Linked DNA regions of Homo sapiens: region 1 is linked to region 2. A link is a loop called in an ENCODE intact Hi-C map of the cell type or tissue named here. Cell type or tissue: mammary epithelial cell. All regions are shown on one strand. Each heading gives the region's core, and the rest is flanking DNA. Links, peaks and the distances in the headings are about the cores only.

Evidence for each region. Peaks named below come from ENCODE experiments on the same cell type or tissue, not always from the same donor. Only the 100,000 strongest peaks of a DNase experiment are listed, where the experiment ranks them.
Region 1: a loop joins it to region 2, with 1.9 times the contacts of the local background. A loop is called at or near these places in 3 of 110 quality-filtered maps.

Annotation. Positions count from the first base shown.
Region 1 is chr3:31,204,043-31,215,956 of GRCh38, forward strand. No RefSeq gene overlaps it. Among named protein-coding and RNA genes, the nearest start is that of MIR466, 48 kb to the left of the region's middle. RefSeq lists an enhancer at 8,106-9,305. In mammary epithelial cell, for the core only: a CTCF peak has its summit at 6,237; DNase peaks (open chromatin) are centred at 8,649 and 8,939.
Region 2 is chr3:31,370,767-31,382,680 of GRCh38, forward strand. No RefSeq gene overlaps it. Among named protein-coding and RNA genes, the nearest start is that of STT3B, 160 kb to the right of the region's middle. RefSeq lists an enhancer at 6,063-7,262. In mammary epithelial cell, for the core only: no CTCF peak of the experiment used is centred there; a DNase peak (open chromatin) is centred at 6,525.

The sequences.
Region 1 (11,914 bases), core at 1,238-9,237, 170 kb before region 2:
TAAAGCTGTGTCTGCCACTCCAATTTGACACTGTGAGATAGAGACAAATCTGGCAAGGGGTAGCGGCTGCACTGGGTTCTGTGTAGAACTGATAGTGGTCCAAAATGATGAAATCATAGCGTCTGCTCTGACTGGGTATAAATTGTTTAGAGCAATTTCTATGGCTACTGGGCCAAAGTCAGCACAATCAACTGCAGATTGGAGAGTCAGAACTGTTGACATAGAGTTCAACATTAAGCAAACAAGGCATGTTGCTATAAGTCAAACCGCTATCATATTAGCTTTACAAGGAAATAATTTTCAAAGATGCCAAAGAGTCAGTATATCCCATACACCACTTTACTATGGCAGAATATACTAAGGACACAAGGGGTTATAATACTGTAACCAAGAACTGCTGAATATATAGGACTCTGCAAGGAGGAGTCATAATGTTTTATTGGCCCCTGATTTAGAGATTATGAAAGTTATGCTCATTCCTCCACATATCAAGAGAGAAGCTCAAGGGGTAAAACTCCACCATTGTGAGGTCTCATTTTAGTTCTGACATCCTAGAACAAGAATAACGGGGGTGAATGAGGTTATCTAATGATGGTTTTCTCACTCTTAAATTTTAGTCATTGAAATAGTAATAATGATAAAACAGTAACAAGAGTTAACGATTAACAAGTGCTTCTCTATACCAAGGACTGTACTTTATTTAATATTTAACCCAGCCAGGCAGGGTGGCTCATGCTTGTAATCCCAGCACTTTGGGAGGCTGAGGCGGACAGATCACTTGAGGACAGGAGTTCAAGACCAACCTAGCCAACATGGTGAAACCCCCTCTCTACTAAAATACAAAACAATTAGCCAGGCATGGTGGTGGGTGCCTGTCATCCCAGCTACTCAGGAGGCTGAGGCAGGAGAATCACTCGGACCCAGGAGGCGCAGGTTGCAGTGAGCCAGGATCATGCTATTGCAATCTAGCCTGGGCAACAAGAGCGAAACTCTGTCTCAAAAAGAAAAACTTAATCCAACCCCATAAGATAGGGTGGATCATTTAGGAAGTAACTCATGGCTTGGCATAATCTTTCTGGAGATCTTTCCTATCTCTAGAACTTCCTGAAGATGCTGGTTAGAGGCAACATCCACGTTATTATGGAAGTGGCACCCAACGCTAACCTCAGATGCAATATACAGGGTGAGTCCATCTTTGGCTTCCTTTTTTCTTCATCATTTCTTCTTCTTTGGTCTCGGTTAGATAGCTATGTAGCCACATAAGGAATTAGATTAGCCTATGAGTGAATCCCATTAAATGTTGAATAGGAACACATCCAAACTCAGTCAAACTCAGTGCTCATACAGGATGTAAAGAAGAAAGGATACGACAAAAGAAACTGATTGTTACTTTGGATGCCTAGTTTAAAAAATAAAAATAAAATCTGGCCCACTACTTAGGAACTACTCAGATCTTGGAAGGACTCTGAAGAATTCTTGTTTTAGAGTTGTGCTATTCTCAAATAGCTATTTTTATGATTAACTTCTATTCTGAGTGATAAATGAAAAAAGAAATTCTTGAACTTTTCAGCAAAATAATTGCCAAGATTTGTTTTATCATAGTGACTCAGAGAATTACATTTATATTGTCCTGACCTCAGAAGTCTTCATTTTGTTTTGGAAAGTAAATAAACTAAAACAAGATAATTTTCTTTTTCACTAAAGAGATGTTCAGTGTTCTGTTCTGGGACAAGATTGATCCATTTTATATGGTAATTGAATTCTTCACCATTGTTCTTGCCTGCATATATCTGTCAACTTTGAGTTTGGGGTCTTAGACAATTAGCTAAAAGTTAAGAATTCAGCTGTTCATTCATTGGGGAGTTGCGTTGCCTTTTCTCCCTGTATTAGTCCTTTCTTACAATGCTATAAAGAACTGCCCGAGACTGGGTAATTTATAAAGGAAAGAGGTTTAATTGACTCACTGTTCTGCAGGGCTGGGGAGGCCTCAAGAAACTTATGATCATAGCAGAAGGGGAAGCAAGCACATCTTTCTTCACATGGCGGCAGGAAGGAGAAGTGCTGAGCAAAGAGAGAAAAGTGCCTTATAAAACCATCAGATCTCACTCACTATCATGAGAACCAGATGAGGGTAACCACCCCCATGATTTAATTACCTCCCACCGGGTCCCTCCCATGACACATGGGGATTATGGGAACTATAATTCAAGATGAGATTTGGGTGGGGACACAGCCAAACCATATCACTCCCCCTTTGTGATCTGGCTTTGTCACTTACTCATGTAAAACTGTTAGAATAATAGTGAAAAATAGTAGCAGTGAAAAACAATTGTAACAAAGTAAACCCAGCTAATGGAGAGACTTCTGTAGAAAGTGGACATCAGAAAAAGATCTCCTTCATTTGCGAAGCTTTTAGTGACCATCATGTGCCAGATACTATGATTTCCAGGCCTTAGGATGGAGGAAGTGAAGGACAGCTCATGGCAGCTTCACCTGGGGAGAGTGTGGGCCGTAGAGGCAGGTAGAACTGGCTTTGGTCTACCCTGGGGAATAGGTGACATTCGGCTTTACACCAGCTTCTGGTGAATCACAAAGATTACTCATTTGATTTTTTAAAAATTGTTTATTTTGAATAATTGTAGATACATAGGTATTTGTAAGAAATAATAAAGAGATATCCTGTGCACCCTTAACCCAGTTTTCCCCAGTGATAACTTCTTATATAACTATAGTACAATATTACAACCAGGACATTTACATTGATTTAATTCACCAGACTTACTTAGATTTCACCAGTTGTATATGTACTCATTGTGTGTGTATGTGTGTGTATTTAGTTCTATGCAATGCTATCACATCTGTAGATTTGTGTGCCCACCACAGTCAAGATACAAAGCAGTTCTATGGCAACCATGAATCTGGTTCTCCAGCTGTATAATTGTTGTCATTATAAGAAGGTTATATAAAGGAAATCACATAGTATAACCTTTGAGATTAGCTTTTTCAACTCCACATAATTCATTTGCGATCTATGCAAGTTGTTGCATGTATCAGCACTTTGGTCCTTTTTATTGCTTAGCAATATTCCATGGTATAGATGTGCTATAATTTGTTCAACCAATTACCCACTGACACATGTTTGGATTGTTTCCAGCCTTGAGCTGTATCAAATAAAGCTGCTATGAACATTAATGTAGATTTGTGTATGATTATAACTTTGCATTTGTCTGGGATAAATGTCCAAAAGTGTAATTTCTGGGTTGTATGTTAGGTCTATATTAGTTTTATAAGAAGATGCCAAATAATTTTCTAGAGTGACTATACCATTTTACATTATCACAGCAATACATGAGTTTCTCTACGCCTTTCCCTAATAAATGTGTAGCTATATCTTATTGTGAATTTAATTTGCATTGCATTTCCTGGATGTGTAACAATGCTGAACGTCTTTTTCACATGCTTATTTCCCATCTGTATATTCTTGTTAGTGAAATATATGTTCATGCATTTTTCCCATTATCAAATTGGATTCTTTGTTCAATTTTTATTGTTGAGTTTTAAGAGCTCTTTATATGTTCTAGGTATGTCTTTTGTCAACTATGTGGGTTGCAAATATTTTCTCCCAGTCTATAGCTTGTTTTTTCATCTCCCTAACAGAGTCTTTGCAGAGCAAAAGTTTTTAGTTTTGGTGAAGCTCTTTTTATCACTTTTTTCTTTAATGAATCATGTTTTTGCTAACTGGTCTAAGAATGCTTTGCTAGCCTTAGGTTTTCAAGAGTTTCTTCTTTTTTTTTTCTAGAAGTTTTATAGTTTTACATGTTACATGTAAACCTATGGTCCACTTTGAGTTAATTTTTGTATAAGGTATGAGGTTTAGATTGAGGTTCTTTTTTTCCTATTGTTAGCCCATGAATGTCCAATTGCTCCAACACCTCTTGTTGAAAACACCATTTTTCCCCCACTGAATTGTTATTGCACCTTTGTTGATGCTATGGTTTGGCTGTGTCCCCACCCAAATCTCATCTTGAATTGTAGTTCCCGTAATACCCACATGTCACTGGAGGGACCCGGTGGGAGGCAGTTGAATCATGGGGCAGGTTTTTCCCACACTGTTCTCGTGATAGTGAATAAGTCTCACAAGATCTGATGGTTTTATAAAGGGCAGTTCCCTTGCATATGCTCCCTTGCCTGCCACCATGTAAGACACGCCTTTGCTCCTCCTTTGCCTTCTGCCATGACTGTGAGGCCTCCCCAGCCATGTGGAACTGTGAGTTCATTAAACCTCTTTTTCTTTATAAATTACCCAGTCTTGGGTATGTCTGTATTAGCAGTGTGAGAATAGACTAATATAGTCAAAAAATCAGTCATCTATAAGGGTCTATATCTGTGTTCTCTATTCTGTTCCCTTGATCTACCTGTCTGTCCCTCCACAAACACTACATTTGTCTTGATTACTATAGCTACATAGTAAGCATTAATATGAGGTAATTTTCTCCCATTAGTTATTCTTTTAAAAAATATTTCAGCTTTCTAGGTGCTGTGCATTTCCATGTAAATTTTAAAATAAACTTGCCTATGTTTATTAAAAACTATGCTGAGCTAGATATCCACAAGCAAAAGAATGAAGTTCCAACCTTTCCTAACAGTATATACAAAAATTAATTCAAAATGAATCAAATACCTTAGGTAGGACCTAAATCTATAAAACCTTTAGAAGAAAGCATAGAGCAAAGTTTTATGACATTTGATTTAGCAATGACTTCTTGGATATGACATCCAAGAGACAGGCAACAAAAGAAAAAATAAACAAACTGGAGTCTATTAAACATATCTTTTTATTGTGCATTGAAAGACACTATCAACAAGGTAAAAAAAAAAAAAGGCAACTCACAGAATGAGAAAAAATACTTACAAATCATATATCCGATAAGGGATTAATATTCAAAACATATACAGAATTCCCCAAATCAGCCACAACCATAAAAAACCCTCAATTTTTAAAATAGGAAAAAGACATCAGTGGATATTTCTCCAAAGACTATTATACAAATAACCAATAAATATTTAAAAGATGCTCAACGTCACTAATCATTAGAGAAATGCAAATATAATAAAATCTCACCTCACATCCATTAGGATGGCTACTCTCAAAAAAACAGAAAATAATAAGTGTTGTCAGAGTGGAGAAATTGGAACCCTTATGCACTGGTGGTGGGACTATAAAATGATACAGTCCCTATGGAAAAGATTACAGCAGTTCCTCAAAAACAAAAACAAAAACAAAAAAAATAGTATTACCATATGGCCCAGCAATTCCACTTTTGGGTATGTACCCAAAAGAATTTAAAGCAGAGTCTCCAGTAGATATTTGAACATCCATGTCCATGCAGCTAAATGTGGAAGCAATCCAGTTTTCACCAACCAATGAATGAATAAGCAAAATGTGGTGTATACATGTAATGGAATATTATTCAACCATAAAAAGGATGAACCTACAACATGGATGAACCGTAAGGATATTATGCTAAGTGAAGCAAGCCAATCACAAAAAGACAGATACTATATGCTCCCATTTACATGAGGTACTTAGAGTTGTCAAACTCATAGAAACAGAAAGTAGAATGATGATTGCCAGGGACTGGGGAAGAGCAAGAATAGGAAGTTTTGTTTTTGTTTTTATACTTTAAGTTCTGTGTTACATGGGCAGAACATGCAGTTTTGTTGCATAGGTATACATGTGCCCTGGTGGTTTGCTGCACCCATCAACCGGTCACTTACACTAAGTGGTTCTCCTAATGTTATCCCTCCCCTAGCCCCCCATTCCCCAACAGGCCCCAGTGAGGAAGTTATTTTTAATAGGTATAGAGTTTCAGTTCTACAAAATGAAAGGAGCTATGGAGATGGATGGTGGTGAATGAAAGGAGCTATGGAGATGGATGGTGGTGATGGTTGCACATTATGAGTGTATTTAATACCATTTAAGTGTATATATAAAATATTAGGATGGTAAATTTTATGCTATGTGTATCTTACCATAATTTTAAAAATTGAAAAAGGAAAAATCATACTGGGATTTTGATAAGATTTGCATTAAACTTACAGATGGATTCAGGGAGAATTTACATATTTGCTGTGTCGTATTTGGCAGTACATAAAACACCACTTTGATTTTAATTTTCCCCTGCAGGTTGCTTTGCCTCAGCCCCTGGATTACAACGCCCCCTGGCTCATACCTGAGTTCACCACAGCCTTTGGACCCCAGAACTGCCCTTGCTGGTTCTGGTCTCTGGCTAAATCTTCTATGATTGCAGCTTTGGCTACTACCTATAGCCTTAGGGAAAAACCCAGAACTTGTGTTTGAATTCTACTACCACCAGATGTTAGCTGAGTCATCTCCAGCCTCAATTTCCCAATCTGTGGGATTTGTTGCACTGTATACCTTAAACGGGAGTTATTGCTATTATTGCAGTTAACATAAGCTTCTACCACTTACCTAACTCAGCGCGTGCAGTTAGATTTTAGCATCTAAAATGCCAATCTGCAATCATCTTTATTAGTCATATTTTGCCTGTTTTTATCCATCATTCCAATTTGTTGTAATCATTCCAGTCCCTGATATAATCCACATTTTAATCTCAGATATTGAAAAGTAATGGCAGACAAGACAGAGAGTCATGGACAGAATTTGACGTACCACTAGAGAAATCTGTTCTCATTTAGGTCCTTTGATTACAGTTAACAAAAACACATTCTAAGAAATCAAAAGAAAGCCAAGGAACCATGCCTGGGAACAACATAACCAGATAGAACCAAAATCAGGTACATCAGACAGTCTAGCCTAAGAGGCTGGCTCTGGAATAAATAAGCTCTAATCATCATCTCTTTGTCTGTGTCACTCTGTTCAAGATTTGCAGAGCCCAGAGAAAGGTCTTCTTTGCTGAGCTCAGGTCTCATGACTGACTCCTGGCTGTACCAGGGCAGTAAGAAGAAGGATCTGGCCAATGAGATGCCTTAGCAGCTGTAATAGAAGGATTCCACCTGCACTTCCTGCCCCAGATGAATTCAGGGCACTGTCACGAGAGGTCATGAGTACTCGGATGCCACAAAGTGCCAAAAATCCATTCTAACTTTTTCTCATTTGATAGTAATTCACTAATAAGCACTTTCTGGTGATGGCCGTTCAGCCAGAAACAGATCCACCCAATTGTCCAGAAACATAGATCCACTAGTTCCACCAAAGATGTGTTGACAAATTGATACAAAGTCTTGTTGAAATACAAGTATATGAAACCTATGGCATTCCTTGAATCTACTGGAACCTAACGTAACTTTCACATTGGCATTTAACCTGCCACACTAGTTACGTAGTGATCCCAAGTTCTTCACTTAACTTCAGTACTCAAGTCTTCTCATTGACAGCAGTGAGATAATGGTTCTAATCTCACATTTTGGTGGGGGCTTTTATAAAGTACTATATAGCTTATTTGCTATCTATGTGCGAGTTACTATATAATGCCTACTGCCTCCTTATAAGCATAGAGACTGAATGGAAGTCCCTCAATTCTGTTTAGGTTTTTTGAGGGCTAAGGAGTTAAAACTAAGGAGAATAAATCTGGAGGGAGAGTTGAGTTGCTCTGCAAAAGAGAAGAAATAGAAATGGAAGACCTTTAGCCATCTAGAGAAACCTGGAAGAGACAGGTGAGAAACAGGACTGTGGGAGAGGGCGAAACCCTCCGCAAAATGGCAGTTTCCTACTAGAATGGACAAATTACAGAACAAAGGCACACTCGAGGTAGCTGAACCCAAGTGGTATAGAAAGCCAACAGGACACACTGACTCATCTACTGGCATTCCCATTCTAGAAAGTAGCAGAAATCTTGGAGGTAAAGCTCTGTGGACCATGGAATTTGAGAGTTAAAGGCAAATTTACGTAGATCTCAAGGGGCAGGAAAAAACCCCACCTGAATTTTGGCCTATATACATTTGCATTCATATACAAGAAGCAATAGAATAGTGAACTTTTCAGTCCTTGGGTGATTTTTGCTGAAGCAGAAAAAGGGGAAAAAAAGTCTCTGTGTTCTGTTATTCCAACTTTGATCTTTTATTCATTCTCTGAGGGCATAAATGATTGTTTATCTATGTTTTCATTAGTAAAACCACTCTTGAGGATTTTTTGTTTGTAGTTGTTGTTGTTTCCTGCTGTGGATTTTAACACAGAGGCCTTTCGTTTTGAACCAAATGTATCAACAACGAGCATCCTACAATTGCCATTTGCTAGATCCCTTTGTTTGTGGGCTCTTTTGCCTTATGTTCATGTAGGGTACAAAATTAATTACAAGCATGAATAGCTTGTGTCTGCTGTGTTGGAGAACCTGAGGTGATAATGGCTGCCACCTACCATACCCCAGAATGTGCCTACCCACAGCCTCTGCAGAACATGTAGCCCCAGGAGGATATGTTTTATACCATGCAGCCTGGCCATTCTGGTCTCAGTCAGGGGTGCAAATCTAAAGCAAGAGCAGCCAAACCATAGCCTCTCCATGACCTCTGGAGTGGCCACAGGTAAAAAGACAAGTTATGGCCGGGTGCTGTGGCTCATGCCTGTAATCCCAGCACTTTGGGAGGCCTAGGCGGGCGGATCATGAGGTCAGGAGATGAGATCATCCTGGCCAACACGGTGAAACCCCGTCTCTACTGAAAATATAAAAATGACCTGGGTGTGGTGGCATGTGCCTGTAATCCCAACTACTTGGGAAGCTGAGGCACGAGAATCGCTTGAACCCAAGAGGCGGAGGTTGGAGTGAGCTAAGATCTTGCCACTGCAATCCAGCCTGGTGACAGAGCAAGACTTTGTCAAAAAAAAAAAAAAAAAGTTATGCCAGTCAGATTCTCTTCCTCAGATATTTGAAACAGGAAATGAGTAAGAGAAGACGATGACAGTGTACATCAAAGAAGGCCATGAAATACCTTTAGAAGCCATGAGGAATCACGAGCAAGCCAGAATTAGGAGAAAGCAAAGTCAATAGCAAGAGCAGAAGGAAGGTAACATAAGAAACTCGATAGCACTGTACTAACCTCAACCTGTTCCTGCCTCAGGTATGAGCACATCCAAGCCATTCCCTTTGCCTACCTTTTACATTATCTCTTTTTCCTCTTCCCATCTCCTCCCTTCTTTGCTTAAAGACAACAAGGCAGAAGAATTAGAGTGTTGCCATCAGAAGTCATGGAAATGCACCATTGCAATTCCCTTGTTTTTCCCTATTTAAGCTGAGCTTTATGAAGGATACATTAACCACATTATCAGATGGAGACATAATGACAAGCCTGCTCTTCATCTTTTCAAAATGCCCAGATGGAAATAATGTCTGAGAATGTAAAGTTTTCCCATCACAGCACTCTTCTCTCTTGTTGAATCTAATTGTAGCACTAGAAAAAGAGAGACTGACTCTTGCAAACCTCCCAGTGAAATGCCAACTGTAACACATCATTAGCTAAATAAGAAACAACAAGGTCAGCATGGTGTGCGAGAAATGGCAATGTTGTACTTGCTGTTGATTCAGAACTGGCGGGTTTGTGAGGAAGGGAAAAATAAATGTGTATAGAGGTAATGTTGGCCAGGTGCAGTGACTCACGCCTGTAAACCCAGCACTTTGGGAGGCCGAGGCAGGTGGATCACCTGAGGTCAGGAGTTCAAGACCAGCCTGGCCAACATGGCAAAACCCCATCTCTACCAAAAATACAAAAATAATAGACAGGCGTGGTGGCACACCTGTAATCCCAACTACTCAGGAGGCTGAGGCAGGAGAATAGCTTGAACCTGAGAGGCTGAGGTTGCAGTGAGCCGAGATCATGCCACTGCACTCCAGCATGGGTGACAAGAGCGAAACTCCATCTCAAAAAAAAAAAAAAAAAAAAAAAAGCAATGTCACTACAGGCCGCCACAATATATAGGTGTGCATGGGAAAATATAGTTGAGTGTATTTTCAGGATGTGGCAAGCGGATGTGGCTCAACCAGAGGAATTTATAGCAGCAAGTAACAGCCATACCACCATAAAACTGCACAGAAGCTACTTTTAGACTTTGAGGATCAAACAGCTAGATTCAAAACACAGATAATAGAATAACAACTGCTGCTTAACAGGGAGTAGGAGATAAAAATAATTTGCTACACTTTGCTAGATTCCACCCCATTCCTCTAACATAGCAATCCTGGGCAGTTAATTAGAGTATGTGTGGTCGCTGCAGATGAAGGGAAACTCTATCAGCGATGGAAGAAACAGTAGACAGGAAATCCTGAGCCAGCCATTAAAATAGGAGTAAGATTTCAGAAGCCAGAGATGAGATACAATAGGAGGTGAACTGAGTTAGAGGAAACAACTCCTAGTGAAAGAAGGTCTCTTTGCCCTAAATCAGTAAAAGGGATCTACATTAAAAATTCGTATTTAATCGTTAACGTTTATTTTAAAATAAACTAATGGTTGTTGTTTCTTATTTAATTAAGAAATTAAAAGAATTTCTTGAAATTAACCTATTTTCTAAGTTCGATGTCAGCCATAATTATTATAGACCAAGAGGCACACACAAACCCACTCCCTCCCCTAACCCATCTCTTAAACAAAAGATCACCCTCCAGTGACCCTTAAAAAGAGTTTGAGAACTATAAAGTCACAAGAATAAAACCTTAACACTGACAGGATATAAGCTGGCTACAGATGACATTTCCAACCCCCTCTCCTTGTCAGTACAAAAGATGCATTGGATGTGGGGGACAGATTTGTTGAGATACTCATGGACTTGCATGTGTGGCACTTTATGAAAAAATAAAAAGGAATCAGACTTCCCATTTAAATTCTCTCACCTCTACCCCTTCCTTACATTTTTTCCTTGCCCCCCAACTCTCACAGGAACAGAGTAACATGGGATAAAGAGGATGAGAGTACAGAAAGCAAATGATAAAAATATGTGCTCTTGAGTCATTGGAAGATTCTGATCCAAAGTAATGGGTGATTATTACTCCTTGAAGCCACAGTCAAAAGCAAATTTAAAATATTCCCTCCTTTTCTCCTGAAGTCTTTTTCTCCAATCTGGCAACTGGCAATGCACTAAAGGAATGTTTTCATCAATGTGTCCAAATATGTTATTCAAAGTAAGATTTTATATGAGATAGCCTCAGGGAACTTTCTGGAAGAAAAAGGCAGCCCCAAAATTGGATGCACAAATTGCTTTAAGGTTTTAAGATTTGGCGAAATATATTGTGCCTTCATTGTACCCCAAGCCAGAAATGGAAAAAAGAAAAAAGAATCAATACAAAGAATGACTTTCCAGGCAGTGCAAAGGGATTCAGTGTTTCCACAGGTTTGCAAGAATGCAACAAGCAAGAAAGGCAGTGTCCCCAAAACAAAGTGACCAGTCCTCTGAGCTTCTAGCTGGCAAGTTGCCCAGCAGAGATAATAGGATGTTATTGAATTTTCAGGCATCTCGGTCAGTGATGGAGGTGGAGGGGTGTTGCAAAAGGATAATGGAAGGAGCAGGGATTGGGAAAGCAAGGATGGAGGGGCAGGTAAATTCTGGAAGTGGAAAATTATTTTTCAAGCATAGAAAAACTTAAAAAAATACTACTGCACTACTGTGGAAGTCATGTACTAAAAGTGTCCTTATAAGAGGAGATGTGAAGGGTGGTACATGGGTCATAAAATAAACTTTGTGGCCAGGACCCTCTGACCACTAAAACCATAGATGCTTAAACAGAAAAATCCAATCAAGCAGAAGGATGGTATTCTCCAAGTAATAAGCCACTTCAGTGAGTATTCATGCTCTAATCCCAGGCCCAGATTCATAATAAGGGCAAAAATGTAAGCACACACACACGCACACACACACGTGCATGCACACCCCCACACACATACACATGGC
Region 2 (11,914 bases), core at 2,039-10,038:
CTTGAGAACACTCCAAACTCTCATCTCTGGCTTATCTTGAAGTTCTGCTGAAGTCTGAAGTAAAGGCTACTGCTTGAGCATTGAAAGCATGTCCTGATATGCACACAGAGTTCCTCTGCAAAGGCTGGGAAATTTATTGGTTCAAAGCATTGAAGGAAGTCTCTATGCAATCATTAGCTAATCTCTAAGCTCATTGAGCAAAGACTTCAGCAGCCACACACAATAAAGAATGTAGACTTTACCAAATTAGTTCAGGAAAGTCACTAAACAAACAAATCGCTTCCATATCTCAGTTTTATGCTCGTGGAAAACCTGTTTTTCTTCTGCTTTTGAAAGTTCCAGACCTTTAACATTTCCTTCAGTTCCATGTATTTTCTGCATTGTCTTAGTCCATTTTCTGTTGCTTGCAACATAATGCCTGAAACTAAGTAATTTATAAAGAAAAAATTCTTATGATTCTGGAAGCTGGAAAGTTCAACATCAAGGGGCTGAATCTGGTGAGGGCCTTCTTGCTGGTGGGGACTTACTGCAGTGTCCCAAGGCAGTGTAGGGTATCCCATGACAAGGTGGCTGAGTGTGCTAACTGAGGTCTCCCTTCCTCTTCTTATAAAGCCACCAGTTCCACTCCCATGACAGCCCATTCATCTATTAACCAATTAATTCATTAGTCCATGAATGGATTAATCCATTCATGAAGGCAGAACCCTCATGACCCAATTACTTCTTAAAGGCCCTGCCTTTACTGCTACATTGGGGATTAAGATTCAATATGAGTTACGGAGGGGATAAACATTCCAACCGTAGCAGGGGTGATAGGCCTCCACTATTCTGTGTCCTTCTTTTCCCATCTGAATCTTAGCTGAGATTTCAGCAGTCTGGCCTGTTTCTTAATTGACCTTATCATTCCCTATTGAGAATAGTATGAACACTGCTTGCTGGAATGGTGCTTTCCTTCTGTTTGCTTTCACATTGCTTTTCTGGCCCAGACATTTGTCTTTCTAACTTATTCCTCTAGATTTTTTTTCTTTTGGGTTTCTCCAGAGTGTCTGATGCCAAGTCAAGGAATGAACAGTTTTCAAAGCATGCCATTTTCAAACAAAGCTTGTTTATCTTCACCTGCTTGAGTTGTATAATACCACTCAGGAGGCATCATCTCATCAGATCAATATCCAACTCAGGACTGACCTCAATTTATTTTTATCTTGCCTGGCTCTCTAGTAGTACATCTTATTTGCCCTGTGAGTTCCCCTGGGGGGGATCATAATTCCATAAATTTTCCTGGCAGGTTTCGTCAGGCACAGGCAATTCCTGCTTCCCCATCTATGATAACTGTACAATTTTCCAATTTGCGACTCAGTGCCTTCAGTATTTTATCCTGGCTTCTCAGGCTTCCTCATTCACATTTGTCCAAATATTGTGCGTAGCTGTCTCAGTCCTCAAGGGGTGCTTACCCATGTGTTCTTATTAGGGAATATCTATCTGCAGTTTTATAGAGATATTCCTCAATAGTTTCCTAATTTCAGGAACCCTCTAGAGAATCACACTCATCTCCTCCCTGAGATCAATTATCTTTTCTGATCTTAGAGCAGTTGTATAGCAATCCCTTCATCAGACAGGAGCAGCTAGATAGATGTGCTTCTCCTGTCCAGTTTCAGATATGTCGAATTTGGCCTCCAAGAACTTCTTCTCTTTCATATTTGTCTAGACTATATGCTAAGACTTTAATCATTTTCCTAAAGAAACGTCTCCCTTCTCCCCGTTAATCAGATGTCTTCCTTTATTTTTATTTCATTCTTCCACTTGCTCCTATTTTAATAGTAAGATCAACACATAATTTAAATAAATTCAGTTCCTCCTAATTCCCTGAGCAAACCTGATTATTAAACACAAAGTGTTATGAAGACAGACCTTTATATTGTCTTCTTTTATTCTGATGGGCAGTAATTATTTATTTTCTTCATCCCAAGAAAATGTCCCACCCCTATTTAACAAAAGCTCCCAATTCAAGTTTATGATGTTTGGTAAAACCCATGACCCTTCTCTGTGGGACTGTAAGGCTTAGGTCTCTAAAATCTGTATTGAGATCTAACCTCATGTAATTAACAAAAAGCCTCTCAAAAGACAGCACCATATAAATTCCTGTCTCTGACCATACCCCTGAGAGTAGAGAGGAAACAGAAAAAGATAGCTCAAGCCAACTCAGAACCTCACTGCATATCTTCAACTACATGTCAGACTTTCAGGGAAAAAAAGAGCTTAGTGCCAGTTCTGTCAGTACTATAGAACCTTGGAATTGGGTCTGGGCCAGGTCACTGCCCTAGAGCCACCATGCCTTGGCAGTATCACGTACACTTACCTCTGATCTGCTCTTGATGAAGCACTGGTCAAAACCAGCACTGTTGGGCCAGGTTTCGCTTCTGGAAACTTGGCTCTAGCAAGTCTCCTCTCTGTAGTCCCATTTGCAGCAGTGTCATCCACCTATCCCTGCACGGACTCCAGGCCAAGCTCTTTGCCACCCCGATTCCGCTACTTTGGGTTCCATTTCTGTCATGAGACGGTGTGGTACAGTGATAGTGGTATCACTACTAACATCAAACTGTTATTATATATATGTTATTACTACATGTTTTTTATAAAATAGTTATACATTTTTTAAAATCAGTTCTTTTTAAAATCAGTTCTTTTACAATAAAATTTACTTATTATATAACATTGTGGGGTTTTATTTACAATAAAATGAAAGCTCCATAAGGATAGAAAGTATGTCTTTCTGTACCACTGTATCCCCTGCATCTAGAACAGTGCCTGGCCCATCATAGATGCTCATTAAATATTTGTTGAATTAATAAGTGGTTAAGAGCAGAGATTGGTGTCAGAATATTTGCACTCAAATCTGGGTGCCACCACTTTCTAGTTGTGTGACCTTAGATGACTTAGTTAACCTTTATGAGCTTCAGTTTGCTCTTCCGTAAAATGGGGATGATAGTAATAAGCACAAGCTGTGATGTGAGAGTTAAGAGAGTTCACCCATATGAAGAGCTTGGCACGTAGTGAGGGCTGAGTTAGTTTTAACCATTATTCTTCTGACTGCATACTAGATAGCTCCTCTTATATGCCCCACAGGGGCACTTCAGAATCCAATTATATTCACTAGCTAACCATTCATCCATTCTTTGAAGCTACAAAGTAAGAATTATCTTCAATTACCGGCTATTCTTCATCCACAATCACATTAGACACACAGACATATTGTGCCAATATGTCTCCATCAACTGCTTTCTCTCAGCCCAACTGGCCAAGTCCACCCTCTGTGTTCTCACTTATATGGGAAAGTCATGCCTTTCTCAGAGTCTTTGTCACATTGAATGGATTCTGACTTATTGGTATACTTTCCTCCCTAGAGGGCAAGCTCCCCAATGCCTCCTAGCTTGTCTTGTTCTGCCTAAAGGAAACTATCACACCCTTAGTAGTCAATAAGTAACTCCTCAGAAAATAATGCTAAAAAATAAAGGTTCTGTAGCAGATACTGCAGAAGAACTAGACAGATTTTCATTTCCAATCTCACTATCCCATGCCTATCTCCATTCTGTTGAAGCTATAAAAACCAAAAGCTGGTTTTCTCAGCCTCTCCTGCAGCCAGGAGTAGCCATATACCATAGTTATGTTGCATGAAGCAGAAGTGGAAGCCTGTTGGTGCCAACACTTCCCTTTCTTACTTCTTTCTGCCTGCAACATGGAGGAGGCCTGGGGTAATGCAGCATTAGGTGAGCATGAATGGGATGACACCAACATTCTAAGGATGCCAGAGAAATCTCGAGGAGCCTGTGTCCCTCATAGCATTTGTTCAATCTGGAACTGCATGGGGAAAATAAATCATTATTTGTTTAAGCCAGTATTAATTAGGTTGCCTATTATTGCAGCCAAACACATTCCTAACTCCAACAGGAACACTTGTAGAATGAAGCTCCAATCAACAACATGGCACAGAAAATTTCCTGCATACTGGAAAAAAAAAAATGAGTCTTGTTTGAGCTATAAATAATCATTGTACTCTTACCTATTGCGATAGACCCTGTATGAGATCCACTGGACACTCTTTAACAGCTGGTGTGCCCCTCTCCCAGGTGCTGCAAATGGTGCCATTAGCGGCTTACCTGAGTAAACTTTGCCAGAGAATTGTACTTGACTAAAGAGAATAGCTGGCCATGAGATGCCTAGAAGTTTACGTGACCAAGGGAGGAGGCAGATAGTGGCAAATAACTAATAAGTGATATAAGAATAAATAAATTAAAAAGCCCAGCAGGGCACAATGGCTCATGCTTGGAATCCTAGCACTTTGGGAGGCTGAGGTGGGAGGATTATTTGAGTTTAGAAGTTCAAGACCAGCTTAAGCAACATAGCAAGATCTTGTTTCTACTAAAAATCAAAAAAAAATTAGCCAGGCATGGTGGTAGGCATCTGTAGTACCAACTACTCAAGAGGCTAAGCTGGGAGGCTAGCTTGAGGTGAGCAGATCAAGGCTGCAGTGAGCTATGATTACACCACTGCACTCCAACCTGGGCAACAAGCAAGACTGTCTCAAAAAAAAAAAATTAAGAGTCCAACCGCTTCTCCATGGCACCATGCATGCTCCAGAGCCCGCATGGATAAAAGCCAACCTGGACTACTGTAGCCTTGCTTGATTCTTTGCCTTCCAGTCCTGCTTTCCTCACTCCCAAACAGGTAGTTCCTGAAGAGTATTCCCTCAAAGAGGGAAGGAGAAAAGAAGAGAAATTTGAGAAAGCAGTTTATAGACATCACCATGGCTGTTCACTCAGGAAGATAAATTAGGGGAAGGAGATATTCAAATGCAGGAACCTGAAAGGAAATATCCATGCTGTAGAAAATCACATGTACCCAAATCTCTGCCTCAGGTTCTGCTTCTAGAGACCCCAAACAAGATACTTACCTACAAATTGCCCATTTTAAGAATATTTTCTTCTGAAGGGAAGAATAGGGATACCAATGCCAACACCGCAATCTGGAATCTCAAGCTGTTCACTGCGTTAAGATTGCTCTCAGTCCCACTGGAGATGCCTTTGTCTTCCTGCATGTTGTTGCTGTATATCAGTTGGATGTTTCTAAGAGGCCACATGGTCTAGAAGCATTAGTAGAAAACTTGGAGGCTGACATTGATGGATTTCCAACACCATCGAAGTTTATCAGGGATCTCAGAACAGAGCTAAGGGATTTTGAGAGTAGGTTTCATTCTGTGAGCAAACATGATAGGAAAAGAGATATTTGCCTGATGTATGGGAAAAGGTATCTCTTTTGGTCCCCAGATTTCACCTGTGTGAAGTACCAAAAGATATGGAAAATTTCAGAGGACTCCAGGAAGTGTAAATGTGGAGAAAATTCAGTGTAAGTCTTTAGATATTAAAGTATTAAAAGAGGTCCACATTCTATTATGAATAAATGGCCCATCAAGAGCAAGCAATTGTAAGAAAAATAAAGCCTTGGTAAATGGTGTGTAACAAATAGTCCACTTCTTCAATTGCACATGACAAGGGCCATTTTATAAAAATCAAACATAGATGTGGGTAGTATAAATATTAATTTTCAAAATGTCAGAAAATGACTAACAGAAAACAGAAAAATAGGGAAGTAAGGTTGTAGAGGAAAGAATGTGAATGAAGGAAATTTTTTTAACTTTTATTTTAAGTTCAGGGGTACATGTGCAGGTTTGTTATATAGGTAAACTTGTGTAAAAATAAACAAGATAGAAAACAATACCTATATTTTAGCTAATCAGAATAGGAATTACAGAAAGCAGGTTGTAGATGTCACCATGACCATCCATTCAGGACGATAAATTAGGGGAAGGAGATATTCAAGTGCAGGAACCTGAAAGGAAATGTTCCTGTCCTAGAAAGCAGAGACTCATCACAAAGTGAAGCAGGGGAGAAGCTCGTAGACATGATTCTTTTCAGTGTCCTGAAAGTAGTAAGAAGAGAAATACACCTCGTCTTTGAAGTCAACAAAGCTGAACTCTGTGTACTGCAATTTTTCTGTGTACCTGCAATTTGTGAAACCAAAATAATTATATTTTCAAAATAATTTTAACTCTGACATTTCTCATCCTGTAGCTAATCAGTATAATATTGTGGTTAAAAACACAAATCCTGGATTAGACTGCCTGAGACAAATTCAAGTTCTGCTACTAATTTGTTGTTTGAAGTAAAGTCATTTAAACTCTTCTAATTCAGTTTCATCATCTATAAATGAGAATATTATTAATACCCGTCTCATGAGGCATATTGGCAGGTTGAAATGAATTAATACACATCAAGTATTTAGAACGGTATCTGCCTCATGGGAAGTGCTCAGTTACATATTAGGCATTAGTATCACATGTGACATAACTCCACCAGGTAGTAGAGTACACAACAGGATCAAAGAACTAAGCTTTGGTTCTAGGGCTGGCAGTTAAGAAACGCAAGACCTTGTTCTCTCAAGTGGTGGCAGGGAAGGTAAACAGGTTTCTGTGAGCAGCCTTTGAAGTTTGCCATGGATTGACTCATGAGGTATTAATTTTTTTGAGCCGTGACTCATGGTTAGCTCAGTTGGTTCACTGTACTTATATAGCCTGGGCTCTGGTCTGATCTTCTTATGAGTTTTCTCCCCCACCACTTCTCTGGGGTCACAGACTGTATCCAATTCCTGATAAGCTACTGTGCACATAGCTATACTTAGTCTAAGGAAATTGAGTCAATAACCATCACTACTTGAAGAAAAATTCAGAAAGCCATCAGTCTCCAGTTATTTACCCGGCAAATGAAACTCACATTTACTTAGGCCCCTGTTAAGTAACAGGCACATAGCAAGAATCAGACATGGCATTTCATGAATACAAGCATATTTAATCATCATATCAACCCTATCATGCCATGAGCCCCATTTTACATTTTAATGTCCTTCCTAACTGTAAACATAAACACATGGTCACATTAGTAAAACTGACACAGTGACACTTCTGCTTCATTCTTTTAGTTAAAACCCAGATTCAAAGGAAGAAGACTACACAAGCACATGAATACTTACTCCACTTATTTAGGGGGTGAGATACATTGGAGTAACAGACCCTGTCTCTGCGGGGCTTAGTTCAAATTCCCCAGACAATCAAGTTCATCCCAGTCCATCCAACCAGTTGTAGCCAGAGAGGAAGAGTCATATAAGACGAACATGGCCTCAAAAGCCATTCTTTCATTTAGAGCTATGTGGTGGAGAGAACAATTCTTAGAAACAAAGAACGTTAAGTCCTGCAGTTTTGTTCTTAAGATTGCCTTCGATATGGTATTAGTTTTCTACTGATCCTGTAACCATGTACCACAAACTTAACAGCTTAAAACAACACAAATTTATTGTCTCACAGTTCTGTTAATCAGAGGTCTAGATGGGCTCAACTAGTTCCTCTGCTTTGGGTCTCACGAGGCCAAAACTATAATATCAGACAGTCTGGGTATTTATTTGTAGTCCCTTAGGGATAATCTCCTTTCAAGTTCATTCAGGTTTTTGAATGAATTCAGTTCTTTGCAGCTGTAAGACTGAGTTCTCCACTTACTTACTGGCTGTTATCTGGGAGCCTCTAACAGCTATAAGCCCACCTGCAGTCCTTGTCATGCTGCCCTCTCTATCTTCAAACCACCAGCAATGGTTTGAAGATGAGTCCTTCACATACTTCAAACTTCTCTGGCTTCCTTGCTGCATCTCTTCTGTATTCAGTCTAAGAAAGTGCTCTGCTTTTTAGGGCTCACATGATTAGATTGGGACTATTCAGGTAATTCAGGATAATCTTCATATTTTAAACTCCATAACCTTAATTACACCTGCAAAGTCCTTTTGCTATGGATCATAACTATTCACAGGTTCCATAAATTAAGATGTGACCATTTTGGAGGGATCATTTCTCCCTACTGCAGCTCTTCTAGGTCTCTTGCATTTCCATACACATTTTATAATCAGCTTATCAATTGCCACAAAAACATTTCTAAGGTAATTTTGATTGTAATTGCATTAAACCTACAGATTAATTTGGTAAGAATTGACACCTTAACAATATTGAGTCTTCCAATCCATGAATGTAGTATATCCTTCCACTTATTTAGGTCTTTTTAAATTTATCTCTGAAATGCTTGTAAAGATATTTAATACTTTTTGTTGCCCTTATAAATGTAATCTTTTTCATTTCTTTCTTTTTTTTTTTTTTTTTTTTTTTTTTTTTTTTTTTTTGACAGAGTCTCACTCTTGTTTCCCAGGCTGGAGTGCAATGGCTCCATCTCGGCTTATGGCAACCTCTGCCTCCCAGGTTCAAGCGATTCTCCTGCCTCAGCCTCCCAGTTAGCTGGGATTACAGGCATGTGAAATGGCGCCTTTTTATTTTTTTAAAATTTTGTTGGTAACACACTTTTTATTAGGCATGATGTATCATCAAAATTTAGCACAGTACTTGGCAAATCCTAGGTACTCAACAAATGTTTGTTGAATGAATGAATTGCACTTTATCTAAACTCCTTTTATGAACTTTGACATTTAATACTTTTTCTTACAGCTATTTGTGTACAAGTCTTGGTTTCTTTTGAGATGGTGAGCATTGTAGGGTAGGGATATTTTGGAGTCAGCTGTCTACATCAAGTTTCTAGCATCAGGTTTGATATGTTATAGAACCCATTAAAGCGTCCAAATATGCTATAACTAGTGGCATGAAATATCTGGACTGGTGAAGTATATTCTCAAACTCCTTGCTAACTTATATTCATAGAAACTTACGTTGCATGAGGTATTATCGATGAATTATTTCATAAAACATATGTATTCCACATATTCTCTAGTGTCTGGGGTCTGGACTCCAGACCCTCTAAATTATATCATTGGGTTAAGTCAGAAAGTTGTATACCTAGTCATTAAGCTTTGTAATCCTGGGAGAATTCATTTTTCTGAATTATATTTGGCATTACGTCACTGGGCTGTATTGAAGCACATCCCAGAAAACAGTGTTGTGAAATTCAGTTTGTGCTGACTGTTGAGATAATGTTGAGAACATACTGCTCTACATCATAAGTTATCTTTTTTTTTTTTTCTTATTTTTTGAGATGGGGTCTCACTCTGTTGCCCAGGCCAGAGTGCAGTGGCACAACCTAGGCTCACTGCAACCTTCGCCCCCTGGGTTCAAGCAATTCTCATATCTCAGCCTCCCGAGTAGCTGGGATTACAGGCACATGCAACTATGCCTGGCTAATTTTTTATTTTTTATTTTTATTAGAGATAGGGTTTCACCATGTTGGCCAGGTTGGTCTCAAACTCCTGACTTCAGGTGATCCGCCTGCCTCGGCCTCCCAAAGTGCTGGGATTACAGGCATGAGCCATTGTGCCTGGCCAAGGTATCTTCTTAATGAAAACCCACAGGGAAAATTCTCTCCATCCCCAGAACTGTGAATAACTGTTCATTTCCTTAGCAACTGTAACTTATGTATCTGGTCAAATTTCCCACTTTGTGTTGCTACTAGAAAGATCACTCTTAATTATTGCCAACTTTTAGCAAATGACACAGGATATGATAAGCATTTGGAATTTAAGTATTAAGCTTAGAAGGCAAAGCAGAAAGTCAAAGAGAGATCCATGAGGGTGGAAACTCCAAAGAGCAGGTGCCATGTTTGTTTCCTTCATGCCTGTATGTGCAGCACCTATATATTAAATGAGTGGGTGCTAAACAACACAACGCATATTCTGAAAGTAGTGTACAATACAGGATACAACCATAAAGAGAGAAGGGAAAGAGGGGAAGGAAGAAAGACTACAGTGCTTGTAACGCCAAGCAATTAATTAATATGACACATTTAATGTGACTTTTTCCCTGAGAGAGAGTGTGTGTGTGTGTGTGTGTGTGTGTGTGTCAGGGTCTCGCTCTGTCACCTAGGCTGGAGTTCAGTGGCATGATCTCAGCTCCCTGCAGCCTCCACCTCCCAGGCTCAAGTGATCCTCCCACCTCAGCCTCCCAAGTAGCTGGGACTACAAGCACATGCCACCACACTGGCTAATATTTTATATATTTTGGTAGAGACAGGTTTTGCCATGCTGCCGAGGCTGGTCATGAACTTCTGAGCAATTTGCCCACCTGGGCCTCCCCATGTGTTGGGATTACAGGCATGAGCCCCCACGTCCAGCCTAAATTTTTAACTTAATGTTTTTATTTTTTAAGAAAAGGGACATCTATTAGCAAAAGAAAGCAGTTCTTTGTGTACCGACATGGGAAGACACTCACAACAAAGTGAATACAAATATGTACTGTATAATCGCATTTTGGTTTTTGCAAGACAAAATCCATATGAATTTTTGTAGGTTTTTTCTAAATATATAATCATATAGCCAGCGGTACAAAGAGAAGACTAGCAGTTCTGACCCCTGTTCTACTTTCTATACTGTATTGTTGTGACCTTGACTTGGGATATCTTATTATAAGGGTGACAATGGTACAGTGAGATTTGGTATGAAATTAATTTCTTTGTGTTGCCAGTGGCAGTTTATATTGGTAAACGTGGGTTGTCAGTTTAGCACTTCTTATCTGAAGCCATCACGATGTTCATAAATTTTGATCAATTTTTTTCACATCTGGGCATTTATCATAAGAAAATTACCCCAATGAATAATAAAGGTCTGTATACAAAGGTATTTATTGCTACCATAATGAATATATTTACCAATCCAAACCAAGTGGGGGTAAAATATTGAGATATCTTTTTTTTTCTTAACATTTCTGTCTCTCAGCTGGATGATATTTGAAGCAGATCTTGTAGCTTTTTCAGTCAATTTAAAGTATTAAACATAAATAACACTCTCATTCTGGGGTATTCAAATGTTTAATGAAATCTAAGTCAAAATTTCAACCTAATTTCATTTAAAATGCTTGGTTTGATCTGAGCTTAGAAACCTGATTGGGAGGCAGTAGAAGAAGGGAGCAGAAAGACAGCTTTTCCTATTTTTGTTTTACTTCCTTTCTCACTTCTCTGCTGAGAATGGGGGCCAGCAGAAGAGAAGAGAGATAGATTAAAAAGTCATTTCACTGATATTAATCTGGGGTCAGAGCTCCCTGTAAGGGTCAGATACCTAAATGCTAGCCCTTTCTCTTTAGTCCATTTTTTGGGGAACTCCCCACTTAGGGGCCTCCCTCTACATTGTTCCAGTGAAAGATAGGCTCTTGGCTTGTGATTTACCTCACTGGCACAGGCAGAACTTTGGGGCAGAGTGCTTTAAATTCAACATAGCCCCAACTATCTTCCAAGGACCACACTTGTCCCATTACAGCTAAAAGTACTTCTTATTCCTGCTGCTGCTGCACTCCCAACTCTCTGACCTGGGGAAGGTATAACCAGCCCCTCACATTTAATATTTCTAGATGTGTACCAGAAACTAGCCTCTGTGTCCTCCAACACAGGGCACACCTCCCAGAAGTTCTATTGAGAACTTTTTCACCTGGCTTAAGTGAGGAGAGGGGAACACCGCACTCCTTCATCTCTCCCCAAAGAGATTTATATACCCCATCCCTCCTATCCCTCTCCCCATCTATCTATCCCTCACCCCATATACATAGAATACAGGCATACAGAACAGAGTGATGGGCTTTGGGATGGGAGGTGGAACTGGCTGGTTGAAAGCTCCATTTAGCAAGGACCACATGAATAACCTGGCCCCTCTCTTCAGATGCATGGGTACTTACTCTTTTGTCCCCACTGCAGCTCTGATGCAGAAAGGCATTCTGTGACACCGCTTTACTCATTTACTATTTTTAACCAATAAAAATTTATTTCACTAAACTTTGAACACCTTTCTCAATTTCCTCAATATTACAGTAGAAAACAGTTCATAACAGAGACAAATGACT